2 separate regions of the Homo sapiens genome follow, and region 1 is linked to region 2. A link is a loop called in an ENCODE intact Hi-C map of the cell type or tissue named here. Cell type or tissue: chondrocyte. All regions are shown on one strand. Region 1 overlaps LINC02955 (long intergenic non-protein coding RNA 2955). Region 2 has its middle 510 kb from the start of LINC02955.

Region 1 (2,500 bases), 350 kb before region 2:
TAATGCACGGCTTTCAAAGTAGCCTAAAATAGAGTATATAGAATTTCACAAAATTTGCAAGGTGGTTTCAAATACCATTCTCACCATTTTATAGTTTGGTAGAGTGGAATGGTGCAGATTATGATTTTAGGTGAGTTTCTCCAGTTGTCTTCTAGTAACAATCAAGTTATAAAGAGATACCATTCTGTCTCCTAGAAATTTCAGCTTGATGCCAGCACTAGAGCGTGTATTCATGTTCCTTTTAAGGTGTATAAAATTGGAACGCTAATTTTCATCCCTGACCTGTACTCTATTAATTTCTCATGTAAAGTGCCGATCACAGTGCCAGATACAAGAGCAGGTACATCATAAACTCTAGTTTCATTTCTCCTTGCTTCACTTTCAGGTACTCTAAATACCAAAAGACTCTGAAAAGAATGCACATCTTAGCCTCCTTAGCTCCCTAGAAAATCATATCCAGCATGAGTTCAGATCAGGTGATATTCTGGAAAGCTTGGAAAGCCTCAGATTTGTCCGTTACTTGGAGCATTAAAAAATCCTAGCATGTTCCAGGGTGGGACTCTTGCCAAGACCATGTGCCTGAGAGGTTGCCAGTGCACAGTAGGATGTTTCTCAGCTTTTGAATGTGTTAATGACCATGGAATGCTATTGTGTAGATCAGCCTGAAAGTACTGTTTAAGAAAGCAAGATCACAAACGATGCATTTAAGTAAGTCATTTCTTTGCACTATATTGGTTATTCATAAGTTGCATCAAATTGAAGATACAAGTTCACAAAAAGTAAATTGATCCTAGATTTTAATCGAATGCAGGCTAAGTAAATGCTTATCTTGGAACTATATTTCTATTTCTTTATGAGAATATTAGAGTTAAAAGTTTGTTACTTTAATATAGTATAGTTGATTTAGTAGTAAAGATTTGGAAAAAATTAAGTCCCCAAATATAACAAGTACTAATATATTTAAAATATAGAAGAAGATTTTTTTTTTTAAAAAAAGGTGTGGCTAGCTGAGTAGTTTTTGAATTACGTTAAGCACACGTTGCCAATGTTTATTAGTAAAAGTTCAAACCTGTGACATATTTGTTGGCTCAAATACAAATACACAAAACTTCAACTCAAATATATTTTCTTGCACGACAAAAATCTGACTAATGAAGCAACAACAAACATCTTTTGGGAAAGAAGGAAAATCGAGTTAAGAAAAGATGGGGAAATATTTTTTATTGTCCACTAGATGTCAGTACTGAACTGGCAAAACATCTGTGCCATGGTGCTCTTAGACAACATGCTATTAATTTATAATAAAAGGTATCTGACAGCTTTATTCTGATGAATTATGGGAATCCAAAGCATAATTCCCAGCCTTTGGTTTATAAATTGTCATTGATTTTAATGTTCTTTGTAAAGTTGTGGCATGCAACAAATTTTCCTGCCAAGAGCTGTTAAATAAATAGTCATCCTTTGCTCTGAGTAGTACATTGAACTTGTTAGACTGATGAGCAGAACCAATTGATGGTTATCCATAAACCATTTATGACAGATGCACAGCAGCAATTCAAACAATTATTGAATGCATTCATTATGTATTTTTAAAAAAATCTCAAGTGAACCAAAAGGAATATCACAGGTAATAGACCGTAGCAATGCCACACAATTCTTTATGAGCTACTTCCTGATTGACAGGTGACTAGAATTGTTGTAGGATTTTCTGAGGGCTCATCAAACCTCACTGGAATTATTTGGTTTTCTCTATTGTGCGATTTGGCATCCCAAAAGTATATTGCATGCCTTTTCTAAAGAAAGATGGTTATTGTAAAGACAGAAGCTTTTGTTCATGTAAAGATCTCTTACAAACTGGCATGAGAACAAAAGAAAGCTTATGCCTGAGATATAATTTCAGTGCATTTGGAGATTCAGTTTATGTATATGGGAATGTGAAATTTGGAGGTCTATGATGACCAGTAAGTACTTAATCACTTTAAGCAAAGGTTCTATCTCCTAGAAAAATTCTCCACTGGCCTTATGCTGTTGTATTTGATTTCACTCTCTGAAAACACTTAACATCCTTGGCGGTTTTCAGAAGGACCCTCGTTTGCCTTTGTTCTTTGTTTGAAACTGTCCCGCATGTTCTGTTGCTATGTCAGGGACCACCTCTCCTCCCCAGAAGTGGCTTTCAGGGATGTAGCCTCCAGTCTGTTGTTTGTACAATGTTTTAAGACTTCTTTGGGATCAAAGTAAAGTGACCTAAGCATGTAAAATTCTGTTAATGGTGCTATTTGTAAAAGTACACCAGCAGACTACCTTTAGGCACGGTTAAGTAGTGAAACAGTACATTAAAGACTGAGGAGCTGACTCTAATGTTCTATCCTTGATTTCCTTTTTTAAAATCTATTGCTCTAAATGTTGTGATATGCCAGGAGTGCACAAGCTGGACATGTCTCCCCAGTTTCTCTTTGAAAAGGATAAGTCCATGGGCTGAGGACCTCTGATCATACTCTGA
Region 2 (2,500 bases):
ATGGGGATTTCGTTATGTTCCTCAGGCTGGTCTTGAGCACTTCAGCTCAAGCGATCTTCCTGCCTCAGTCTCTTGAGTAGCTGGGGTTATAGGTGAGTGTCAATGCACCTGGCATTGTCTATTAATTTCATTTTTATATATCATTCTACTAGATTGCAACCTTCCTGAGGTTAGGGACTCCATAATTGGATCTTAATAAATATTTTAAAGAAGGAATAAGATGTATTGAAAAGACAATGGATGGGAAAGTGAAGTGTGGCCAAAATGAACAGAGAAAGCATTTCAATGAAGGGAAAGAACAGATCCTATAACTAGAAGCTGAGATTTGTGTTCTAAAGTGACATAGTGTCCTGATCTGAGCATCAATAGGCACAGGAGCTACTCAGCTTCTTCACTGACTGACCATACCATTGTGTAAGTAGATTTTCAAAGAGGATTGGAACATTGGGAAGAAGTGGTAATCAGTGATTTGGTGGTTCTCAAGAAAACTAAAACATCATATTTTAAACTGGATAAGTGAGCCAAGCTGAGAGAGCGAGAGGCTGCTCTTTGGGTCTGGAATCTGGTGCTGGTTGTTCGATTTGTGGTGAGATGGAGTGTTCTGGCAGATAGGGGGCTTAGCACAGCAGAGGGGAGATAAGAGAATTTGTGACTCAGTGCTGTTTGTGCTTTGCTAGTCCCCGGCTCTTCTTCAAGCCCCAGATTTACTTAGCCTTCAGGAGACTGGAGCACCGAACACTTGAATAATAAAAATGTATTTAAATAAAAAAAGCTTATGAAAACATTTTGTAATATTTTTCAATCACTATATGTGAAAAGTAATGTAGCAGATACAATATGGAGTTTAGATTAAAACTCAAGTTTGAATCCACTTGATCTATCAATTACTGGCTTGGAGACTTTAAACAATTATTTCATTTATCTTAAGAGAGTTCCTCCATCTGTAACATAAGGATACTGATAATGGAGCTGTTGTAAAGGTATAAGACATTGTGAACATATTTTTCCAACTCTAAAATTGTAAACACATTTTAATAATTACTACATCTTTTAACACAGAAATTGATGTTCTTGAAGAGTTCAGCTCAGTTGACCACCACATATTATAATTCAGTTTTTAAGGATGTGGGTTCTGATGTCAGGCTAGCTGGATCAGAAGCCTTAACTTTCCAGTGCCTCAAACTTTTTATCTCTAAAATGGGTATAAAGATAGGGTGTACTTCACATGATTGTCTTGAATATGAAATAATATAGTCCGTATCAAACCCTTAACACAGTGTCTAGAACACAGTAGGAGGCCCATCCATGTTCACAGGTATTTATTACTTTTATTAGCATTAGTTTTACAGGTATTAGTTTTACTTTCTGTTCACTATGGGATGTCCCTTGAGACTTCTTTTGCTCAAGTCCAGGTGCATTTACACGTGATGACCACTAGATGGCAGATGCACCATTTTTATTGCTCAGATTGGTACCCAGCAGCACTTTGTCCTTGGACTCTTCCTGGCATTCAAGGATCTTGGAGAACCCCAGAAACAGCACCTTGAGTGAAGTAATCAGATTATTTTTTTCTAGGAATAAGTCATTTGTAAGTGACGTCTATTAATATGCTTTGTGTTGTAATCATTCAGGATAACAGTTAAAAGAAAAAGGAAAAAAATATATATATATCAATAGGTTATACTTTCTCTTCTAACAATCTCCAAAAGGAAGGTAGGTGAAGGAGCATTTTCTTCTGAGAGTTTATGATGTGTATTCAATGTTAGAACTGATCTGTGGGTTTGAGGAAGAGAGAAAGATACTGAGCTAGACAATATGGAGTTTCTATCTTCATGCAGCTTACAGTCTAGGAAAAGAGAAACATAAAATGATATAATATGATATGATGTAACACATGATGATAATGATATGACAAAGGGATAATGCTGTCAATGATAACACAACATGGTCAATTCTGGTGCTGAACTAGTAACTGGTTACCGTGAGAGCTCGATTAACTCTGGGAGTTAGGGAAATGTTCACAAGAAGGTAACATTGGAGTTGGGCCTTGGAAGTGATGAAGGTAGTAGAAAATAAATAGGGAGAAGTAGTCTTCTAGTTCCCCATACCCCAAATGCACATATAAAGGCTTGAAGTTGTGAACGACCGTGGTGCATTTAGGGGAACAAGAGGAATGCCTGGGCTACGTCACGCAAAGCCTCAAATGATACAGAAGGACTAGCAGACAGTCTTAAAAGACGGAAGTTACAAGATCCAAATGAGTTGTTGGAAAATTACTTTGAGAAAATGGCTAAAGTTTTTGGAGGCATGAGACCTAAATTAATGCTAATCCATTTTGTCACAACCATGTCTTTATCTCCTCCTACTTCCCCCATCCTCGGTTTTGGAAATAGGTATTGGTAGATACCAAATAGCTCTTTGCCAAACATTCTGTTTTGAACCTAGAGTTAAGTCCTCCAACAGCCAGCTAAACTGCAGACAAATTTGCCCTACGAGTCCA

What was found. Peaks named below come from ENCODE experiments on the same cell type or tissue, not always from the same donor. Only the 100,000 strongest peaks of a DNase experiment are listed, where the experiment ranks them.
Region 1: a loop joins it to region 2, with 3 times the contacts of the local background. A loop is called at or near these places in 12 of 110 quality-filtered maps.

The regions. Positions count from the first base shown.
Region 1 is chr12:22,855,058-22,857,557 of GRCh38, forward strand. All of the region lies in intron 1 of LINC02955 (long intergenic non-protein coding RNA 2955), which reads left to right. Among named protein-coding and RNA genes, the nearest start is that of LINC02955, 160 kb to the left of the region's middle. In chondrocyte, CTCF peaks have their summits at 1,236 (motif pointing right) and 1,440; no DNase peak of the experiment used is centred here.
Region 2 is chr12:23,203,945-23,206,444 of GRCh38, forward strand. No RefSeq gene overlaps it. Among named protein-coding and RNA genes, the nearest start is that of LINC02955, 510 kb to the left of the region's middle. In chondrocyte, a CTCF peak has its summit at 1,421 (motif pointing right); no DNase peak of the experiment used is centred here.